Linked DNA regions of Homo sapiens: region 1 is linked to region 2. The links are chromatin loops, found by intact Hi-C in ENCODE. Cell type or tissue: A673. All regions are shown on one strand. Each heading gives the region's core, and the rest is flanking DNA. Links, peaks and the distances in the headings are about the cores only. Region 1 has its middle 33 kb from the start of LINC00242. Region 2 has its middle 24 kb from the start of PSMB1.

The links. Peaks named below come from ENCODE experiments on the same cell type or tissue, not always from the same donor. Only the 100,000 strongest peaks of a DNase experiment are listed, where the experiment ranks them.
Region 1: it touches region 2 in a loop (4-fold over the local background); 78 of 110 quality-filtered maps call a loop at or near these places.

The regions. Positions count from the first base shown.
Region 1 is chr6:169,825,318-169,837,409 of GRCh38, reverse strand. No RefSeq gene overlaps it. Among named protein-coding and RNA genes, the nearest start is that of LINC00242, 33 kb to the right of the region's middle. RefSeq lists an enhancer at 9,771-10,446. In A673, for the core only: CTCF peaks have their summits at 3,769 and 5,587 (motif pointing left); DNase peaks (open chromatin) are centred at 3,829, 4,589 and 5,539; H3K4me3 peaks cover 1,380 bases; H3K27ac peaks cover 2,162 bases.
Region 2 is chr6:170,522,880-170,534,971 of GRCh38, reverse strand. No RefSeq gene overlaps it. Among named protein-coding and RNA genes, the nearest start is that of PSMB1, 24 kb to the left of the region's middle. In A673, for the core only: a CTCF peak has its summit at 4,956 (motif pointing right); a DNase peak (open chromatin) is centred at 4,961.

The DNA of each region.
Region 1 (12,092 bases), core at 1,922-9,921, 700 kb after region 2:
TTGCACACAGTAGGTGCATCATAAAGATTTATTGTTGGGAAAAATTACGACAGTCTACAATGAGGACAAACATTTCTTAGGCTAATATATGACTAATAATAAATCAGGACATGTTTTTAGCTCAAATAAAGAATGTTCTTCCCAATTTTTTCATTCTTTTCATGTGCTGTCCTTATAATATCTATGGGGAAGTTTCTTCCAACGTTCTGCTCATTTTCTAAGTTGGGTTGTTTATTTTCTTATTGTGGAGTTTTGAGAGCTCTTTTTATACTGTCAGATATCATGATTGGAAACTGGTTTCTTCCAGCCTTCTCTTAAATATGTCTTTCATGAGCAATGGTTTTTAATTTTAATACAGTTAAATGTATCGATTTTTCCTCTTCTGCATCGTGATTTTGGTGCTGAATCTGGAAATCCTTTGCTTAACCCCAGGCAACAAAGATTTTCTCCTATAAAGTCTCCTAAAGTTTTAGTTTTATGTTTTACATTTAGCTCTGTAGTTCAATCTCAGTTAACTTTTGTAGAAGGTTTGAGGTTTAGAGCAAGATGGTTGGTTTGCTTGTACTGGCATATGGATGCCCAGTTTTTCACACCATTTGTGGAAAAGTCTATCCTTTCCCCATCGAATTGCCTTTCCACCCTTTTCAAAGGCCACTGGACAATATTTGTGTATGTAGATTTCTGGGTTCTCTATTCTGTTCGTCTGATACGTGTTTCTGTCCCCGCCAATAACACTGTCTTGACTAATGTAGCCTTATGTTAAGTATTAATGGCAGGCAATGTGAGTCCTCCAACTTTTTTTTTCTTTTTCAAAATTATTTTAGCTATTTTAGTTTCTTTGCCTTTCATGTGAATAGCAGAATGAGCTTGCCTATATCTATTTTTTAAATCCTGTTGGAATTTGTATTGAAATTGTGTTACATCAATAGATCAATGTAGACAATATTGACAAATAACTAAGTTCTGTCTTCCAGTTCATGAACACAATGTGTCTCTCAATTTATTTAGATATTCTTTGATTTCTTCCATCAGTGTTTTGTAGTTCTTGGCTTATAAAGCCTCTATGTTTTGCTGGGTTTATACCTAATCATTTTTTGTCCCTATCGTAAATGGTGTGTATGTGTGTACAAATGTGTGTATGTGTAGTTGTGTGTTTAAGTTTTCAGCTGTTCATTGCCAGTATATAGAAATATGATTAATTTTGAATGTTGACATTCTATCCAGCAACCTTGCTAAACATACCTATTAGTTCTAGCAGCCTTTTTTGTACATTTCTTGGAATTTTCTACATAAATAATCACATCACCTATGAACAGGGACAGTTTTTTTTTTGTTTCAACTGCATGCCTTTTAATTTCCTTTTCTTGCTCCATTTGCTGGCTAGGGTTTACAGTGTGATGGTGAATAAGAGTGGTGAGAATGGACACCCTTGCCTTGTTCCAAATCTTAGGAGAAAACCCTTTGCTCTGTCACTATCTTGATATCAGCCATAGTGAATTTTTTTTTAATAAATACGCCTTATCAGGTTAAGGAAATTCCCTTCTCTTCCTAGTTTGCTGAGAGTTTTTGTCATGACTAGATGCTGAATTTTGTCAAATGCTTTTTCTTCATCCGTGGACAAAATCACATAGTTTTTTTTTTTAGTCTGTTAATATAGTGAATTGCATTGATTGATTGTCAAAAGTAGAACCAGCCTTGCATTCCTGGAATAAGCCCATTTCATTGTGATGGATTATTTATTTCATATAGTGTTCGATTTGATTGGCTGATATTCTGTTGAGAATTGATGATGATGAGGGCTGCTGGTCCATAGTTTCTCTTCTTTCCCTGGTTTGGGCATCAAGATAATACTGGTTTCATAAAATAAGTTAGTGCTCCTTCCTCTTCTATTTTCTGAAAGACTGTATACAGTTTCTGATATTTCTTCTTTGAATGTTTAGTAGAATTTTCCAGTGAGATCATCTGGACCTGGAGTTTTATTTTTGGAAGATTTTTAACTAAAAAATCAATTTCTTTGATACAGAACTATTTAGTTTATCTATTTCTTGTTAAGTGTGTTTTAATAGTGTGTGGCTTTTAAGGAACTTGGCCGTTTCATTTAACTTCTCAAATTTAGGTGCGTAGAGTTGTTCATAGTGGTCCATTACTGTCATTTTTATGTCGGTTGTGTCTATAATGCTATCATCTCTTTCAGTCTTAATATTGATCATTTGTTTTCTCTCTTTTCTCTCTGTCATTTACCAGTTTGTTGATATTTTTAAGAACTGTTTTGAATTCATTGATTTTCTTTCTTGTTTTTCTGTTTCCAATTTTCATACAGTTCAAATTTTTTTCTAATTTCTTTGAAATGTAAAATTGACCTATGCATTATCTAAGTGTGTCATTTAGCCTTCAAGTAGCTGGAAGTTTCCCCAATATCTTTTTGTTATTAATTTCTAGCTTAGCTTTATTGTGGTCAAAAGCATGCTTTGCATGATTTCAGATCTTATAAAATTGTTAGAGCTTTCAATGACCCATGGCATGATTTACCCTAGTGAACATTTCACGTGCCCCTGAGAACGTGTGTGCTGCTATTGCTCGGCAGCGTGTTCTGCACATGTCAAGTGAGTCCAGGTGGTTGGTGATGCTGTTCAGTTCTTTATCCTCCTTCTAGAAGATTTTCTGTTCTATTCTAACCATGACTGATAAAGGAGTGTTGAAGACTCCAACTACCAACTACAGTTATTAATCCATCATTTCTCCTCTCGGTCCCACCAGTTTATGTTTCGTATATTTTGAAGTTCTTCTGTCACGTGCATACTCAGGACGGCAACGTCTGCTTGTGGACCTGACCTCTCACCATCATGCAGTGCCCTTCCTCATCAACCACAATCTTCCTGGCTCTGATGTCTATCTCGTCTCTGCAGCCACCGAAGCTTTTTTATTATCATTAATGTTTATGTGGTGCATCTTTTCATCCCCCTACATCATTATATTTAAAGTAGGCTTCCTGGAGACAGCACAGTTTGGTCTTTTTAAAATATCCAATCTGATCATCTGGTTTTTGATTGATATGCTTAAGCTACTTATATTTAATTTAGTTACTGGGGTGTTTGGATTTAAGTATGTCATTTCATGATTTGTTTTCTGATTGTGTCTTACATTTTTTTAATCAATTTCCCCTTTTATATCTCCATTTGGATTCTTAGAATAGTTTTAATATTCCATGTTAAGGGTCTATTGGGGTCTGGTTTATATCTCTTTGCACAGCTGTGTGGGTGTGTGGTTCACGTACGAATTACAATTTACACAATTAACTTTTCACAGTCTACTGAGGATAACATTTTGCTGTTTCATGTGGACTACAGAAGCCACTTCCACAGCGGCCTCCATGCCCTCCGCTGGCCCCGTGCCCTCCCCTCTGTGTGGACCTCTGCGTTAGCTGAAAAGACCAGTGTTATGGATGCTGCCTTCATTCCTCATACACACCGAGAAAAAGGCCTATTTTATTCACCCAGACATTTATCATTTCTGTCACTTTCCCTTCATTCCTGAAGTTCCAGATTATCCTTACTGTTTCTCTCTGCTTGAAGTTTCTGTGGCGCTTCTTTTATCACAGGTAAATTGGAAATAAATTCTTAGTTTGTCTTCATCTGAGACTGTCTGTATTTCACATTCATTGCTGAAAGACACTTTTGCTGGATATAAGGTTCAAGGTGCGTAGCTCTTTTCCTCCATGCTCTGGGCCTGCTGTGCCACTTTGAGGACTCCAGGGCTCCTCCTGAAGGTGAATCCACGCTCCTTTGGATTTTTGCTCCCTGTGCGTCACGTGCTGATTCCTCTGGCTGACTTTAAGATTTCTTCGTGTTTGGTTTTCAGCTGTTTTATTATGCTGTGTCTGGGTGAGGGACTTCTTTAAGTTTATCATCTTTGGGTGGCAGAATAAATTTCATAAGCAGCCTACTCATACTCTCTCAGATGAGTCATCACAATGTCTAATTGGCTAAAGGAAACTCTAGAGTCTTGAAGGAGTTACTATTTTCCCCCAAAATTAACTTAGAAGATCGAGAGTAATAAACCATTCTTACACATATATAGGTGCACTAGAAATAAAAAGAAAAAAAGAAATGTTTCTCTCTATTATTTTCGAGTAGGAAAAAAATGACAGCCTACATTTTAAGTCTGGGCCTTACATATTATTTCTGTGTACGGTGAAAGTGGAGGAAAAGGCCTTCTGTGTGATAATTACGGACAAGGTGCTTCTGGGGGGCTCACAGAACACAACAGTTAACAAGCGGGTGTCTTCACCAATCGTCATTACAGCTAATGTAGGCTGAGCAGTTCTTACACGGCAGGTGCTACACCCACCTCTTTACATGCACCCTCTCGTGTTATCCTTGGAACAACCTTGTGACCTTAAACATTATTAACCCCAATTTGCAGGTGAAATTGAGGCATAAGTAACTTTCCCAAGAACATACAACCAACAGATCCAAGAAGTCCATGTTCTTAAATCCCGACATGAACTCCTGTCACATCCTGAGAAGGCACTCATGCTGAGCAAGTTAAAGGAATCATCTCACCCTACCCACACATTAGCCAGGGGGGCCATTTCCTGTTTCATTTCCTATCAGTGTGTGTCTGTTCTTATTTGGAAAAGTAAAGGAGGCTTGGCTTAAACCAATCTATCCTTGAAGCCACATTTTAGAAGGGTAAATATTGCTTCTCATGTCACATGTTTGATCATGCTTCTAAACTAGCTGGGCAACCAGAGGCGCTGCCTCGGATCTGTGCTGCTCAAGGACACAGCTCTCCCTGTGGCTCTGGGTTCTGTCCCAATTCTCTCCCTCTGCTGCTCTTAAAAAGCCCTTATCCATTAGAGACACAGTAGTTACATAAAATTATATCTTTTGGGATGGCCAGAAAATACTCCAATCCAAAGAGAAAGAGAGATAGAGAGTGGGGACAGGCAGAAACTGATTAAACAAGTTGAGTCGTGAGTCAATAATTATTAGTCATAAGCCACTTAATTATTAATCAGGTGGTACTTGGTACATGGGAGTTCATTACACAGTCCTTTCTACATTTGTATGTACTCTTTAAACATCAAAATAAAAAGTTAAATTTTAAAACACAAATAGAAAACTAGTGTGTGTATAGATGTGTGTATCCATGTATATACCTGTGTGTATAAATCTGGTTTCTGCACTTACTGTTCTACTGAAATGAGTGGCTCTACGACGGCCCCGAATTTCCGAATCCTTGGGTCTGTTTTTAGACTTCTTCGCAACCAGTCGGCGGTGGACTCTGCTGATCTCTTCATTTATATGAACTGGCAACTCGCTGCCCTCTCACAGCTTTTGCGAGCTCCTTAATTTCTGCCGTGTTCTTGGTTTATTTGGAGTCAGGTTTCCTCTCCCCCATTTCTCACACGTTTTCCCTGAAGATGCTCTTCCGCTCACACGGCATCTACTGTTACCAAGTCTGAGGGAATTCCTGTTCTAAATCCCTTTTCAAAGCAGCAAATTGTGCTCTGAGGCAGCTCCTGTCCCTGGAGCAAAGGCTCTGGTCACTAAGGAGCGTTCTCGCGCACGTGAACAGCGCCCCCTGCCGTGGTGTGGAGATATTGCGTCATGGAGACCCTCCCTGCGCAGCTGCCGGCAGGACCCGAGTCTGTCCCCTACCTGGGAGACCTCTTGGCAACCAGGCAGTTTGCGGGGGTTGCTTCCTTGGCCCTTTCCACTCATCGGTGTTGAAGGGTTAGAGCAAACCAGCCGCCCTCAGCCACCAGCTCCCAGCAGATGAAGTCAGGGGTGTGAGAAGACGCTTCCTCATCCTTCTGTGACTCGAGGTATCTCTGCCCTTTGGGAAGCAAGAAGAACAGCAGCCGTTTCTGCCAGTGTCCTCATACAGCTATGGCTTCAGCAAGCCACGCGTGGTCATCTGTCAGGGTCTGGGAAGAGAAAGAAGCCACGGAAGCTACCAGAACAGATAATTCCCATGAGGGACTTGATGTAGGGAATCCGTAGGTAGAAGGTCCTTAACTGGGGGCCAGAGAGGAAGCTGCTGCCTCCCCAAGCTTGGAGGAAGAAAAGGAAGAGACGGACTTGTTCTCATTTTGACTCTTGAAGAAGGGACACATGGCCTGAAGAGGAGGCCCCAGCTGCTGTGAGGGTCTCGGAGGGAAAATTGCAAATGGGGTTTGGGAGCCACTGTGCAAAGTGAGTGAGCAGCCTTGCAGCTGTGGAGCATTGCAGGGATGCAGAGCCCGGCTGTGGCACTGAGAAGGCCGCAGGTGTCAGCGCCGGGCCCCTCCTCCTCCCGAGGGTGGGCAGGGCTGCGCTGCTGGAGGATGAACACCTGAGGGCTGGGCTGCTGCAGGATGCACTGCTCAGGTCACTCACTAGCGGGAGGGAGAATTTTAGGACTGACTAAAGTCTCCGGACACATCCTTGGCAAACACAGGGAAGATACGTGGTTAATGCTCCAGGCAGAATGCGCAAGCGTCCCAAATTCCTAGGCTGAAACCTCACCCACAAGGTGACAGTGTTAGGAGGTGGGGCCTTTGGGAGGTGATGAGGTTCGGAGGGTGGAGCCTCATGGTGGGATTAGTGCCCCTACAAAAGAGGCCCCAGGGAGCTGCCTTGTTCCTTCCGCCCCGTGGGGGCACAGCCAGAAGGCTCCATCTGTGAACCAGGAAGTCTGCCCAGACACCCAGACACTGGAGCAGGGATGTGGAAAATGCCAGGCATAGCCAGGTGATGGTGAGTGGCCCTCTGGGGGCCTGAGTCCAGGTGCCTAGGGGGTGGAGAAGGATCAGTCAAGGGAGCTGTGACCTAGGTGGGTGGCCAAGGCCTGTGATGCCACCAGGACTTAATGCTCTGGGCTGAGGATGCCATCGAAGGCACCTGAAACAATTTCTCTATTATAGAGAGAGGTGATCCTGGCCAAGGGACTAATTTAGAAGCAGCCAGTCTAATCTGACTAATGGCCAAGTAAGTGTCCTAAGCACTTGAAAAGCAGGCAAAACAGCAGCAGCAGAGGAAGATGGAGAAAAGTTCAGCCTGGACAGATTTGCCAAGAAGTTTGCAATCAGCAAATTCAGGGGGATTTTTTTTAAACCATAGTTTAAAATTTGTCTTGTTGCAAAATACAGATATACATATTTGAGTTACATGTGGGAGAGAATTGTAAGGTCTTGTGTGTGGTTAGGGCCCCTAAGTGTTTCCCTCTGGCCCTGTGGGCAGTACCCCACAGTTAGGAAGTCCAAGCCAGCAGGCCAGGACCCCCATGCTCACTTCTCTGCTGGCCTCAGTGGTGATGGAGCATTCACCTCTGGAACAGTGTCTCCTCTTGGCTTCCAGGCATCCTCCTGCCCCACCTCTCCCCCAGATGACTCTGTCCAGCCCTGCAGCTGAGGCTCACTCACCAGCCCTTGCTTGGCCCTGGCCCCTCCCCTGTGCTTCCTGCACCTGCATGGGACATGACAAGACACTCAGCTGAAAGCAGCCAACGCCCTCCTGTCCGTACCCCACTGCCCCCTTGTTTTGCCAAGCAAATGGCCTCACTGTCAGTCTACCCAATGTTTCAGGCCCGAACACGGAGTCATCCTCTGTCCCTTGGTTCTCCTCATCCCCCACCTCCAAGTACCCTCTGTGCCATCCTTTCCCCCACGCAGCTGTTCCAGCCCAAGCCACCTCGGCCCTGCCTGGACCACCAGGCTGGTCTGTCCCTGTGGTCTTTGGCTGTGAGCCTTTAAAACACAGTCAGGGGTTTGTTCCTCTACCCGGGCCCTTCACTGGCTTCACTTTGCCCCAGAAATAAACTCCAAAAGCTTTTCCAGGCATGTGTGGTCTGCAGGGGTAGCCCCCAGGTCTCCTTGCCACCCTGAAGTCTGAGACCTCACCTGGGCTCAGGGCTCCTTGGCTAGGGCCTGGCCACAATTCTCCAAGGGGCGCTCAGGTGGCCCCAGGGCCTTTGCACTTTTTATTCCCCCATTTCCTCCCTCCTTTAATTTCAATTTCAACCCAAAGACAGCTCAGAGGTGCCTTCCCCTAAGCCCCACCCTCACCCCCATCAGGGTGAGCACCCTCCCTGTGTCGCCCCCACCAGGGTGAGCACCCTCCCTGTGTCGCCCCCACCAGGGTGAGCACCCTCCCTGTGTCGCCCCCACCAGGGTGAGCACCCTCCCTGTGTCGCCCCCACCAGGGTGAGCACCCTCCCTGTGTCGCCCCCACCAGGGTGAGCACCCTCCCTGTGTCGCCCCCACCAGGGTGAGCACCCTCCCTGTGTCGCCCCCACCAGGGTGAGCACCCTCCCTGTGTCGCCCCCACCAGGGTGAGCACCCTCCCTGTGTCGCCCCCACCAGGGTGAGCACCCTCCCTGTGTCGCCCCCACCAGGGTGAGCACCCTCCCTGTGTCGCCCCCACCAGGGTGAGCACCCTCCCTGTGTCGCCCCCACCAGGGTGAGCACCCTCCCTGTGTCGCCCCCACCAGGGTGAGCACCCTCCCTGTGTCGCCCCCATCAGGGTGAGCACCCTCCCTGTGTCGCCCCCATCAGGGTGAGCACCCTCCCTGTGCACAACATTGACGTGCGTTCCTGTTGCTGTTTGTTTGTCCTCTGTAGGGTCCAGGAGAGCAGAGCCTTTGCTGAGTCCCAGCTTTACCCCCAGAGCCCACAACATGCCTGGTTTACAGTCGGTGCTGGATAAATGGGTTGAACTCATAAGGCTAAGGGAGGGAAGGGGTAAGGCAAGCTGCATACTTGTGGCCAGCAACCCTTAACTGGACTGCAGATGTGTTTGGGGCCTTTAAAAAAAGTTTATGTTAAAAGGGAGTTGTTTTCATGTTGGAACCCAGATGTGCTGGCCCGCTGCCCGCTGTACCTGCCATCTACTCACATCCCCGCCTGGCATCCCAGATGTGGGATTGGCTTGTGTGGAATATGAGAGCAGAGAGGAACGGGGTAATGGCAGGAGACTGGTGAGGCACAGCCCTTCCTTGAGGCTGAGGTGTCCGAGGAAACATCGTCCATCTGGGAGCAAGGCCCAGAAGGTCACACAGCCCTGGAAGTCACACCGCCCAAAGACACAGGCAGGGAGGAGGCAGACCCGCCCCCGGAGAATCCAAGGCAAATCCAGGCCAGCGACGAGGGGGCTCAGAAGAATCCCCCACAGAGGCCCAGGCAGGAAAGGAGGTGCATGGAGCTCCTACTTCTTAGCTGGGAACCGGGCTGAGTTCTGGCGCTCCAGGCAGGGAGACACCATGAGGCCTTCTTCAGAACCCTCCTATGCGGGAACAGCTAATGCACTTTTGAAGCAAACTCACCCACGGTCCCAAGAACAGACCCCAAATGTCTCACTCCATCAGTGATTCGTAACACTGGCTTCAAATTAGGGTCACTGGTGAATCAAAACAAAAAGTACCTGCGTCAGGGTCTTAGCTGGGATCAGATCAATTAAATCAGTTTCTGAAAGTGGGGTCTGGATTTAGGGGGTCATAGAACTTTCTGGGGGATTCCAATGAGCAGCCAGGACTAAAAATCCCTGGGCTTCAATATAAGGATCAGGGTGAGTTTTAAAAACATCTCCCAAAGCTAAAGAAGAGAGCAGGCAGTGGAGGAGAGAATAAAGAGAAGGATGGAGGGAGAGACAGGAGGAGGAATCAGAGTAAGCAGAGACTGAAGGCTGCTAAGGACCAGCAGGGACGCTGCAGATGGGGAGTGGGCGGGCCGGGGGCTGAGCTGCGTCTGTATTGGGCCCGCAGTCCCTCGCTGCTTGCTCCAAATCCTCCCCATCTGAATCTGAGAGCCCCCTCCCACCCTCTCTTCGCCTCAGGAAAGACACTGGAGGCTGCAGCGCAGTGATCAGGAAGAGCAGGCCAGCCTTGGTGTCCACCCCTCCCAGGCGTGTAGTCTGGGGCCCTTCCCATTGCCACCTCCCTTCCCCAGCTCTTTGCCGGTGTGGAAAGCGCCCTGGCGTCGACACTGTTTAGAGTGGCCCATTCTGTTTTCCTACTTCCATGCTTCATTCCCATCTCACACTGGGACATCACTCCTCCCCTAGTGTCCAGCACTGTGGCTCTTTTTATTTAAATGGCACACAGTAATTGTGATGTTCTGACACTTAGAGTGTATTGTGATGAAATCAGGGTAATTAGCATACCCACCACCTCAAGCATTGATGAGTTCATGTTGAGAACATTCAAAATCCTTTCTTCTGGTTGCTTCAAAGTATTGTTAACTGTAGACCCCTGCAGTGCTATGGATGCTAAAAATTATTCTTCCTATCTAGCTGTGATTTTGTATCAGCTAACCACCCTCTCACTCTCCCCAACCCTTCCCAAGCCTGGTAGCCACCATTTTACTCTGCTTCTATGAGATCAACTTTCTTTTAGTTTCCACATATGAATGAAACATGCAATATTTGTCTTTCTGTTCTTGGCATATTTCATTTAACATAATGTCCCCCAGTTCCATGTATGCTGCCATGAATGACAGGATTTGAACATTTTTCATGGCTGAGTAGTATTCTAATTTCTATCTGTACCACATTTTCTTTATCCAATAGTCTGTGGATGGACACCTGGGTTGATTCCATATCTTGGCTATTGTGAATCATGCTGCAATAAACATGGAGATAAAGTGTCTCCTTAGTGTACTGATTTCCTCCTTTTTTTTTTTTTGGATAAATCCCAGCAGTGGGATTGCTGGATCATATGGTAACTCTATTTTTAGTTTTTTGAAAAATCTCCACATTGTTCTCCATAGAGGCTGTACTAATCTACATTCCCCCCAACAGTGTGTAAGAGTTCCCTTTTCTCCACTTCCTCACCAGCATTTGTTACTCTTTGTCTTTTTGATAACAACCATCCTCCTGGTCGGTGGTGGTGGCGGGGGGCGGGTGTTGGTATCTCATTGTGATTTTGATTTGCATTTCCCTGATGATTAGTGTTGAGCATTTTTTCAGGCCTGTTGCCCATTCATATGTCTTCTGAGAAATGTCTATTCAGATTGTTTGCCCATTTTTAAATCTGATTACTTGTTTTTTGCCATTGAGTTGTTTGAGTTTCTTGTAAATTCTGGATAACTGTCCCTGGTTGGATGGATGGTTTGTAGATATTTTCTCTCATGAACTGGAGCCAAGGGAGTGAGACTGGATTTTGAAAGTTTCGTGAATTCAGCAGTTTCCGCCTCAGCCCCCTGTGTGGCTTGTCAGGACCATGGTGGGGGAGCAGACACCGTCCCTCGTACCCCCTCAGCCCCTTCCATCTGACACAGGTGGACACAGGCTGCCCACGAGCATTGAAAACAAGGATCCGCTCTATCAGAGTGACTCCATCTGATTACATCTGGTAATCACCAAACCTGAGGGATGATGAAGGCAGCTCCTCGAGAGGGTCGGCCCCCGGCTTCCCCATGGGGGCTCCCAGAGTCTGCTCCAGGGCTCCTGTCTGAACCCACAAGAGAGACCCTGGGACATTCTGAGTGCAGGGAGATAAGCTGGGCTTTTGGTCTCTCCTCTCTTCCCTTTCACAGCTGTCTGCAGTGCTTGAAGTGGGGGACGCCATGTCAAGGGAGCACCCCATGGAACAAAAGAATCTGAACAGCAGCCCTTGAGCCCCAGGTCTTCCCTCTGACATCGTCTACCCCAATGGAAGGAACCAGAGAAATAATTCTGGTTCAGGGCAAGGAGGGGCAGGCGACCCTGGTCAGCAGGTGGGGTAGGAGGTGCTGGGAGGATGGGCTATGCTGAGGCAGGTTTCACATACAGCACACAGATCCCTGGTGCAGAAAACTAAAGATCTCAGAGAAAACACCCCTCACGTGGGAGGGAGGACTCAGCTCAGAACGCATCCCCTCTTGGCTGGGGATGCAGCCTTCCCTGTGGGTGTCAGGACCCTGTGGGTGTCAGGACCCTGTGGGTGTCCGGACCCGATGGTTTGCAGGTGGCCTCCCGAGCACAGCCCTGGAGAGACGCAGGTGCTGATGGAACCACTCCTTCCAGCATGGGGTCTCGCTGGACCCTGTCAGGATGGATGCAGGCCTGTCTGTTTCTTCAGTCATCTGACCCGAACCCTTTCAGCCCCCCGGGAGCCTCATCTGCTGTCTGTAT
Region 2 (12,092 bases), core at 1,573-9,572:
ACAGGTCATGTTAATTTTCCCTTACACTAATGAGGTAGGAATTTCTCTGTAAAAGTTGACCTTTTGAGCAAACTTATCTTATGAAGAGGGCTCTGGTGTTTACGCAGCCAGCTTGCCTGAAGGGACCTTTAAACCATCCAGAAGGGAGAGTATTTACTAGGGTTTTATTAAGACTCTAATGGTTATAAATGAAATATCTTAAGATTTTTCACTTCTGGGACTGTTAAGCCATCTGGAATAGCTATTTTGGAGAAAAATCTTCAACCAAAATAAAACTGTAAAAAAAAAAAAATAGGCCTTTATACAAGCTGTAGCCAGAAATCTGGGATAATTTTTACAAGCACTTTAGTAATGTTATAATTGAGACCTAAGTTTTGATAGAGCCAAAATTTTTTAGATCTATTAAATACATTTTAACTCCATTATAATATTTGAGTAATTTTCTTGTTATTGAACAAGTCAAATTATATGTAACATGGGAGTTATTGTATGCTTTGTACCAGAACAACCTGTGGTATAAATGGAATTTTACTAAGTTAGTGGTTAATCTTAGATACCACTTTTGTTTATTTTGCCTTTTATAAATAATTCAAATTATCGAAAGCTGCTAGTAGATACACATTGTAAACATTTATTGCACAAACATCAATACTGTCACTCACTATCCCAGGCATTGGGGACACAGTGGTAACACCTGGTTCATCTCTTAACAGTGTCTGTATGAGGATTCTCCAAAGACTCAGAACCAATAGGATATGTTTGTATATAGAGAGAGATGAGAAAGGGTTTATTAAAGAAATTGGCTCACTCAGTTATTGAGACTGAGAATTCCCATGCCTGGCTGTCTGCAAGCTGGGGAGCCAGAGAAACTGGCAGCATGGCTCAGTCCAAGTCTGAAGGCCTCACAACCAGGGAAGCTGATGGTATAACCCTTGAAGTCCTGAAAATAAGGAGTTGGGTGTGAGGGGTTGCTAATCAAGTCCCTGGCTCGAGGAGAAAGACAGTGAATTATTTGCCTTTGCCTTTTGGTTCTATCTGGGCTCCATTCAGTTGGATGGTGCCTGCTCACACAGGCTGATCTGCACTCAGTCCACAAACTCCTAGGCCAGTCTCCGGAAACATCCTCACAGACAAACCCAGAAGTAATGCTTTACCTGCTGTCTTGATATCCTTTAATCCAGTCAAGTTGACACCTAAAATTAACTATCCCAATGTCCCAACTAAAAACTGTAGAGTATCCCAATTTCAAATCTACATTTTTTCTTCTTTATATACACTAGGTATATTCTTATTCTAAAGGATTTCCCATTTTGGAATTTTCTGTTTATATAAAGTTGTGTATCTAGGATTTTCTATAAGGTTCTCACCTCCCAAGGTGTATAGGGAAGTTCTACAAATTGAGTAATGATTGATGGCACATAATTAGTGTTCCATGATGTTTTTTTACAACCTTCAGCTAACATTGTTTTAATCCAGTATTGCTGTAGACTTTGAACATGGTCTTAGTTTTGGAGTGAACACGACTTAGTCCAGAATGTGTTTGGCATATGGCTCCTAGAGCTAACCTGGCTACTAGTTATTTGGGTAGTTTTATAGATCATTCAGGCACATTCCTTGTGTGAAAAGAAAACCTTTGATAAACATTAGAAGTATGATTCATTCTTAAGAGTTAGGCTTGAAGATTCCAGTGAGAAGCTGCTGATGTAGAGACTTTCTCTTCATTACTGCCTGCAAGGGGATTGGAAGTATCTGGTAATATTACAAGTGATTGATGGAAAACTGCTTGAGAGGTTGGCCATGACTCCATTTATACACACAGAATGCACGTAGATGTTTGGATTTGTCTTAATTATCCGACAGATGGCATAAATACTTTCCGGCAGTCTGCTCAGTGGGGCTGTGCTGACTTGGGAGGTTAGAAACAAACTGAGCCCGTGACTGCCAGGTACCACTCGTGTCTCCATATTTCCCATGCAGCAATAGCTCCTGCTGTAGTCACAGTGACTTTGCAAGCCTACCCAAGGGGAATGTAGACAATTTAGTAGGAAAATAATATTTCTTACCAAAATGTCTTGGCCAAGCACAGTGGCTTACGCCTGTAATCCTAATACTTTAGGAGGCTGAGGTGGGGAAATCACATGAGCCCAGGAATTTGAGACCAGCCTGTGCAGCATGGCCAAACCCCCTCTCTACAAAAAATGAGCCAGGGATGGTGGCACATGCCTGTAGTCGTAGTTACTCAAGAGGCTGAACTGGAAGAATCACTTGAGCCCAGGAGGTCAAGGCTGCAGTGAGCTGTGGTTGTGCCACTGCACTCCAGCCTGGGTGATAGAGCAAGACCCTGTCTCAAAAAAAAAAAAAAAAAAAGGCATAATTATTACCCTGATAGGTTTCCTTTTTCTGCCTTTCTGTACCTGTTACCTGGGTGAGCACTTAATGGCCCAAAAGTGTATTAACATGCTTTCTGATTCTAGGTCTCTCATTCCTTGTATTTGTGAATTTCAAACTGTAACTGGAAGATTCCCTGTATCAGAATTACGTAGAGCACTTGTTCAAAATGAACTCCTAGGTTCAATAGACCTATTGTCCCAGTCTCTGAGCTAGAAATCCCAGGTGATTCTTATGCATACACAATTTGAGAACTTCTTTAACTCCTCATCAGACAGGTTCAATCAGAGAAGCCCTAGGAGACATAAAAAGATTTATTACAGAGTTCGGCCTCACATAAGAAGAGCTGATTAGATGATCTATATAAGCCTGTTTCTGTTTGGTGCTAGGAGCCTAAAACCCATAGCACAGGCTGTCAAAGGGGCGATGGTGCAAAAGGAGGAGGGTCAACAGACTGGATTGTGACCTGGGACCATGGGGGACACCTGTGGCAGTCCCACTACCTTAGAACTTTCACTTAGTGATCAGGTACTGGCCTCCTTTTTCATGGCTAGACATGCACCTGGCCCAAGAGCTTGGGAGAAGTTGCAGAAGGGCCTGACAGGAGCTTAAGGAGCTGGGACCCCATATGCAGCCCATGCCGCCAGGTGAGTCAGCAGGTAAAGAACACGCGTGAGCGGTGACAGCCCATCATGCTCTGCTCAGCAGCACAAGAGCAGATGGCTGCTGCCTCACTGCACCTTCTGCATCTTAGGCTCCTTTCTCTGAGTGCAAACCCACCAGAGCTGTTCAGTACCCATCGGTGGTCTTCATTACTGCACGAAGTCCAAGTCTTTCTCCGCTTTGTGAAATTAATTCAAACTTAAAGCTGTTGGAACTTCAAATTATTCTGAGCCTTGAAAGACATGTGGCTATGCAGAGCCTGAGTTATGCGGCATGCAGGCGCAACTTCTGCCTTTTCCCCTGTAAACAAGACAAAAAGGCACCAGACATAAGACCCCTCAAATCACTACTCCTCCGCACAGAGTAATAAAGTAATCTTGGAATGAGCAGCAATCTATAACCAATCAAATTGCTGTGGCGAATGCACTGGTCTTGTATGGAAAATGTGATCCTGCTAAAATTTCTAAGTGAAACCTTAACTTCTCCACTTTGAAACATTAACCTTACTGGTTTAGAGTCAGTGTTTCCAGGTGGCCATTCTCAAGCTCTGCACTCGAATTAACCCTCTACTTAATCATATTTTCTAAATCTCATTATTTAAGGTTGATAGTTTTCAGATCCCTCCACGCCATCCTCGCCTCCCCCACCCAACTCCCTACCTCTTCAACATACTTCTTTAACTAGCTGGGCTGCTTTGTTAAGTGGGTGTGATATTCTCATTCTTCAGTGATTCAGCTAACATTGTCTGACTTTGTGTACTGTCCCCTTGAACTTTATAAATCATACTCTTAAAGTCCAGATCAAGTTTTATTTTCTCTATTGAGATTTTCCCAACTTTTCTAGATTTTATGAATTTCTTCTGAGCGTCTATTAACTTGATACTTGTAGTTTATATTAAATATGAATGCAATTGTTTGCTGTTATTTCTTAAATATTGCCCCTCCCATTTACTTTTCTTATATATCCATTATACGAAGTCTGAACACATAGGAGGCACCTAAAACCTATAAAGAGACATGGAACTTGTTTAAAGGACCCAGGAGTGATCCGTTTGTTAGTGTTGATTGAAAATCCATCCTGCTGCCTACTTCTGGTTGTGAGAGAAACATTAAATCTGTGAGCAGTGCAAACTTCTTTCCATCCCTCCTCTGGAGTTCCTAGCAGCAGGCCTGGGTCTAAACGTGGGAAGGAGCTTCAAATCTTTTATTTCAAGTTGTCACTTCTATGGAGGGGTAGTAGCTCTGTCCATGGGCAATTTGGAATGTTGGAGGAGCCTGAAGGCAAGTGGAGTTAGGAATACAAGTGTCTCACCCTTGAGTTCCGCTCAGCAGAATGAAGAGTATGGGTGCACTGCTTCACCCACAGGATTGCGCTGATTTATCTGTTGACATACTGTGCTAGTTTTCTCCCTAGACCGGGAGGACCGATAGTGTATGTGGGTGCATTTCAAGGCAGCCACTTTGTATGGCCACTATGTCCAATGAAAGGAGAGGCCTGTGGCCCCACTCTTGTCATGAGCACCCTCCCAGCCAGGCTCGGTGTCTTGTGCCTCCTCCGCCAGACAGAGCTTCATGTGCATCTGCTCCACTCTTGAATGAGTTTAGCTGCCAATTTGCTCTCCCTTGTCTGAATGGCTCCTGGAGCTTGTGAATCATCTTTGAAAAATATTTCTATAATGGGAAAATATTTTAAAAACAGCATGGGGCGTGAGCAGATGTCCACAGGGCTGATTGTTAGAAAGTATAGGTGATCGAAAGTGTGATCCTCCCACTTTGTCCTCAAGCTGACCAATGGCCTGACCTCTTCTGCAGTGAGAAGCTGCTGGAGAGTTGGCTGAGGGTCAGGAAATCAAGGGACCTTCATTCTTCAATGAAAGCCAGGCTCCACATCACCCTCCAAGAGGCCGCCAGATGGCAGTGTTGACTCATCCAGCCTCTGTGAGAACCACAGTTTTCTAATGCTCAGAAAACTGCTACCACAGTTTTCCAGTGCACAGACTTTACTGAGTGACTAGGAAGGGGCCTTGAGCCTAATCATTAATCCTGTTTTATAACCTGGAAGGAGGTACACCTTGTTGCTGTCCTAAATCTCAGCTATTCCTCAGATCAAAGCGGAAAGGACAGAAGGAGATAAACCCAGCAAAATTGGTAGTAACCTATGCTGGAGGTGTGCAAAATTGGTAGTAACCTATGCTGGAGGTGTCCTAGGTGTATGCAGGGGTTGGGAGGTGGGTGGGTGGGGGAGAGGGAAAGGGGGAGAGAGAGAGAGAGAGAGAGAGACAGGGAGAGAGAGAGAAAGAAGAAGAAGGAGGAGGAGGAGGAGAGAAGGGAGCAGGGGACTGGTTGTGGTTTGGAGAGACAAAAATCAGAACACAGAATTTTTTTGGAGCTATATACTTTCATAAACAAGGAAACTAATGGACAGAGAATACATTAAAGTGCTCTGTGCAGGCTGCTGACTAGTGGCAGAACAGATTAAGACTCAGTGTTTAGTTTTTCTACTTCTCTCTCTCTCTCTGGGTTTCAGTGTTTAGTTTTTCTGCTTCTCTCTCTCTCTCTCTTTCTGGGTTTTCTTTGTTTTGTGCTATCAAGTTCTTCTTATTTCTTTTACTTCAATAAATTTCTTTCAAATGAATCTAAATGTTATGATCTAAGGACACAAGTTGATAAATGCAATTAAGATTCTTGGTTGAAGATTTTGTGTAGGTGGTATTAGTAGAAAGTATCCACAAAGTCATGGAGCAAAATCTCAGATTTACAAAGTTCTAGGTCTGCCTTGGCCTTCCAAAGTGTTGGAATTACAGGCATGAGCCCCTGTGTCTAGCCTTATATTGACATTTTTCACTTGCATTTTAGAATTGATTGTTGAGAACCCCTTGAGTGACCTAGGTCAAGAGACTGCTGATCTGTCTGTGATGGGTTTGATATTTTTTTCTCCTCACCAAAAATGCTAAGAACATTCATTTACAAAACTGGAGACATTGGTAAGCTCTTACCTTTCTCATCCTGTGGGACTGCACCAGCCTGTCTTACTGCTTCCTGGGAGGTTCTATGCACAAATTCTCTGGGACCTTCTCAGGTTAGGCAAGACCTCCAGAAGACCTACCAGCTATCTTGCTCCTGAAGTTCAAGGCTCTGAAAGCCTTAAATGTCATGAAGCATGAAGCATTTCCAGGAAATTTGTGGTTTTCTCTTGAAACTTCCCAAAGAGAACTTTTTCTGAAAACTGTTTACAGCAATTTGATGGAGACCAGCATTTCCGAGGGCCCAGAGGAAGGATCAGAGAACAAGGACAGTGACAGGGGGATTTGGTCATGAGAGTCAGAGGCCCGTGTGATTTGCAATACTCCTTTCTGGAAGCTCTAACGAATATGAATAATCAAAGATGCCATTACTGCATAACAAGAGCATTGGACACTAAAATATAACTTTTCCGAGAAATTGAAATTTGCTTATTTATGTTGTTTATTTAGGGGTATGGTCAGGGTATTTTATTCAGACACTTAGTGTGCTCAATTTATTCATTTTTTCAACAGTATTTCTGGAGCTCCTATTATGTTCTAGGCACTATAAAGACACATGCACACGTATGTTTATTGCGGTACTATTCACAATAGCAAAGACTTGGAACCAACCCAAATGTCCATCAGTGATAGACTGGATTAAGAAAATGTGGCACATATACACCATGGAATACTATGCAGCCATAAAAAATGATGAGTTCATGTCCTTCGTAGGGACATGGATGAAGCTGGAAACCATCATTCTCAGTAAACTATCGCAAGGACAGGAAACCAAACAATGCATGTTCTCACTCATAGGTGGGAATTGAACAATGAGAATTGTTCAATTGTTCAATTGGCAATGCAGGGCCTGGGAAGGAGCTTCCTGCAGGCCGAACAGAAACAAAATGACACTTCCCTCCATTCTAAGCCAAATAACCTAGTGGTTCCTGTATGTGCCTCAGAGTGAAATTGAAATCCTAACCCTGAAGTCATTTTGTAGAGGCCTTAAGCTTCTTGTTGTGAGATGTTTCCTGGTTCCCTTCAGAAAAGGGCTCTGACAGGGTTTAGCAGAACTATTGATGGACGACTTGGCATGAGTACATCTGGATACATCAGAACTTTGTCACAAGAGTGGTGTTTTAGTTTTAAATTCCTTAAATAACCAATAATTGGGACATGGTTAAGTAATTTATGAAATGTTCACTACATGAAATATTTTCTGGCCATTAAAAGTGGTGGCCATGAAGACCTGGCAGCAACATGTCAGAATATTAACGCAGAATGCTAAATGAAAATCAAGAGTCCAGAATTGTACACAATGACTGCAGGTGTGTGAAAACATGAAAATGCAGACGAAGAACATCCAAATTAATGTAGTGGACTGGCCCCCTATAAATGAACCAGTGGACTGGTTCATTTTATTGACCATTTTAGGACAAGACTTTATACATTTGGAATTCTATATTTAATAGCACCCCTTGAATTTTTGCATGATTTTAAAAGACCAACCAAACTTCTTATAATACTTAAGTTTGATTGTGGCTGCAATCTAGCAATCAATTTAATGAAAAATATCTAACTGGAAACTTTGAGTTGATAAAAAATCTGTTTGATAGATTATTTCACTTTTAAATAGCCTGTTGCTATCAATAGATACATCTGATCATCTCCTAATTAGTAAATAATGAAGACTGTTGTTTTCATAAGTATTAATAAGCCACAGATATTCTGGGATGGGTTGCTGGCAGGAGGAAGATGTTGACTTGCTAACTGAGGAGTATGAACCCGGTCAGTGCTGCTTCTGTACATAAAGACTGTTAGTTTAGATGATGGCCTCACCAAAATAATATTCTGATTTGTCTGCTTGATTATGAAGGTGCACAATTAGCAAGAAAAATCTGAGACTTTTTAGACAGACGTATACAAAACCTCTGGGTTGTCTTGAGAAAACCCAGAAAACCGACTTCTCTCAGGCTTCATGAAGGGGAAAAGGTGTTTTAACCTTTAGCACATGTTACAAAAATCTAATACGGCAAAAGATATTGAGAAGTGGAGAGTTTCACTAAAAATTATTGGGCTAATAAATGCTTAGAGCCAATATGTACACACAACACACACACACACACACACACACACACACACACACAAAGGAAAAAGCTAATGGAAAACAACTAAGCCCTATTTTATTCCGTTGGAAGCCGTGAGCAATGCCAAGTGTCCACACTTAAAAATGAGATACAAACACGTTTTCTCTCATGTTTTTCACAAATTTGAAGGAAACAATTATCAGTCAAGACTTGTCAGAAGATTTGGTATAAATTTAAGGGCATATTTACTTTCTCTTGTCACTTTAACAAGTTTATGTTGTCCCGTGTCCCTTATAAATCTGCTAGAAAAATAAGTTTGGAATTTCAAAGTAGAAAAACCTTGGAAATAAGATCTTCAGTGGCTTGAAGTTTACACCCAGTCTGGAGCTAGGGCCTCCACATGCATCAGCACATCTCATTCTTGTGTGAAAATTTTTAAATTGATATGTAGTATTTGTACATATTTACAGGGTACATGTGATATTTTGTTATTGCATAATGATCAAGTCAGGGTATTTGGGGTGTTCAGCACCTTGAGTTCATCACCTTTCTATGTGTTGGGAACATTCCAAGTCCTGTCTTCTAGCTATTTTGAAATATGCAAATATTGTTGTTAACTGTAGTCACCCTACTCTACTGTCGAACAACAGATCTCACTCCTTCCATCTAACTGTCTGTTTGTACCCATTAATCAACCTCTCTTTCTCCTCTCCCCCACACATACCACCTTCCCACCCTCTGCTAGCGACCGTTCTACCTTCTACTCAGCACATCTCATTCTGACTCTTCCATCTGATGTGAGCAAGTCTGTCCTGAATTAGAGCTGTTTTCTAGAGGGCAAGATCTTATCTTTGTTTATTATTTAAAGTGTCCAGCACGCTTTGATTTATTACTAAGCACGAGCTATTTTTTACTTGAATTTCTATAATGCTTTGTTATTCATTCGTGTTTTTTATTATGGAAATGTCAAATAAGCCCCTTGTATATTTCACCCACCACTATTCATGGTAATCTTATTATCGTTGTTTATTTTGAAGTAAATCCTATAATTTTATTAGTAAATATTTTAGTGCTCCTAAAAGATAATGATCGCATTTAAAAATATAATCACAGTATCACAATTGTACCTTTAAAAATTAACTATAATCCCTCAACATTCAATATGCAGTCCATGTTCAAATTTCCTTGATTGTCTCATAAATGTCTATTAACATGTCATTCAAATCTGGAAACAAGCCTTTTTATCTCTCTCTCTCTCTCTTTCCTTGAAATTTACATGTTGAAGAATCCAAGTCGTTTGTCATGCAGAATCTTCCACATTCTAGATATAAATGATTGCATTCCTGTAGGTTCTGTCCTGTCTTTTCCTATAAATTGGCAGTTAAATTTAGAGGCTTGATTAGATTATGTTCAATTTTTCATCAATAAAGCAACTTATGTTCATATAAATCTTATCATTGCTTAGATGAACAAATTAGACCTGTTTCTTTTTCTTTTCTTTTCTTTTTGAGAGAAGGTCTCCCTCTGTTGCCCAGGCTGGAGTGCAGTGGTATAATCATGTCTCACCGTAGTCTCTACGTCCCTGGGCTCAGTGGTCCTCTCACCTTAGCCTCCTTAGTAGCTGGAACTACAGGTGTGTGCCACTATACCTGGCTAATTTTTGTACTTTTGGTAGAGACAGAGTTTCACCATGTTGCCCAGGCTGGCCTGAAACTCCTGGGCTCTAGGGATCCACCCCCCTCAGCCTCTCAAAGTGCTGGGTTTATAGGCATGAACCACAGCACCTGGCCCAGACCTGTTTGTATTGGTTAAATGATAATGTACTAGAGGAGAAATCTTTTTTGTGATATGACATATCTCAAAGTATCATTGATTTTTGAGTTTGTGTCAATATGAGATAAACTTTAGTTTCTAAAAATAGCCACAAACTTTCTTTAGATCACAGAATCACAGATTCCACTTGGGCAGGACTTGAGCCTCTCACTCATGTAGGGCCCCTTTCCACCTTCCTGGAGGTATGGTCACCTGTCCTTTGCGTGACCAAGTCGGGATGAGGAGTTAGTTACACGCAGACAGGCCACTGGTAAGTCTCTCACAGTATTCCAGCTTTTCCTTCAAGGCATTTTTCTTCTAGGGTTGTTGTCTATTTTGTTGTTGTTGTTGCCTGTTTGTAACAGGTTTCTATTCTATCGTGTTACCCTGCTCTGTGTTAATAATATAAATACCTAACAAATTTTCTAGACTATCTAGCCCTTTAACTGAGGGTTTTTTTTTCTTTTTCTTCTGATTCTTTTTACAGCTAAGCCCCTATACTTAACACTCTCTTTTCTCTGCTCCTGATGGTTAACACCTTGATTTACATACTTTATTCAAGGGATAATAGTAATACTGTATTGCTATTAGTCTCAGTCACCTCTGTGTCATCTTTCCTACTGCTGTGTTGAGACTATTTTGGGGAGTGTGCCTCAGCGACAGCTGTGAGCCACATTTAACCCACCAGCTGAAGTCTTGCAAAGTGCCCTTCATGTTCCCGCGTGTACAGATGGCTCTGCCTGATACTAATGGCAGCAGCAGGGTAAATGTGACTGAGGCGTCTTCTGGGGAGGCTCAGGTGGTCCAGGTTCCCTTTTAGAAACTTCAGAGTCAAGCTATTCGTAGTGGTGACTCTTGTACGCTCCAGCTGCCTGGCCTGTTCCCTACCCATGGGGGCTCAGATCCCTGATGGCCTTAAAAGGAGAGGGCTTGAGAAAAATGCCACCCTGAGTCAGGGTGTGGGCTGCACAGGCCAGCAGCTTGTCTCTGAGAGTGATGCCAAGGGAGTGGTTTGCAGGAGAGAGAGAGGGTTCTCCAAGATATCAGCCTCAAAATAGCCTGGCCATCCTGAACTTCCCTTAATAGCCTGCCACAGATCAATCACCCACAATCTAGGGAAAGCCTTTGTAAGCCTATTTGGACATTATGCTTGTGCTGCCTTGAAGAGCAATTGAATTCCACCTATTATTCTGAGGCATAAGATATTTTTCCGTCCTATTTTCCTAAAACTAAAGCTATCTCTAAGTTTTGAGAGTATCCTCTTGCCTCTGTGGCCTGGGAATGGTGGAATGTGATGAGAGTGACAGGGTGGCAGCTGCACCCAGGATGCTGACTCGGTGTCACTGTCGGCTTCAGTTGATGTGGCCACCACACGTTAACCACGTGACATCAGTTTCTGGGCAGAAGTTAAGTGTCTTGCCTTCTGCAGTAGATTTTATCTCTAAGAATTGTCCAGAAAAGGAAAAGCCTGTTTATCTCAATTTCCTCTGTGATTATATTCCAAAATAAGCTTCCATAGGAAAAACATTCTATGCAAGTGTGGCAGATGGCCTGGGCTAGGCCACAGCGATTCTCCCTTCCTTTAGAGAAGTACAGCCGTGTCAAGTGTGTGTCCCCGAGGATTGCATTAAGGAAGACTTTAAGAAGAGTTATAGATTGGAAGGGAATTTATGTGATTTTTCCCTCCAGAATGCATCTGAGCAGGGCTCACTCAGCAGGTGGATGACTTGGGGCCTCAGAGAAACCCTGGGTTTTCCAAGGAGCCCTGAATGTTTATAAGACATCAGGTTAGAACAGGAGTCCAGGGGCGATATGTTAGAAAACCTAACAAGAACTGGACATTTACAAGAAGTCAGGTGTAAGGACTGAGGAGACGTGGTTTCTTTACTTTTGCAGAACAGCTGTGCAGCCAGTCCCTGGGATGGGCTCCTGTCCGGGGCTGCGCACTCACAGGCTGCCAGAGTGAGCAATGGAAAGGCAGGTTAGGCTTCTCCCCATGCTACTCAGGCCGCTGTGCTCCACCACAGCCTACGGGAGGCAGCCAAGCTCCTCTGCTACGTGTACTGTCAGAGGCTGGTCACCTCCCCTCACTTTTAAGGGTCTCTGACCCTCACTTTTCTGGCAACAGCAAGTTGCTT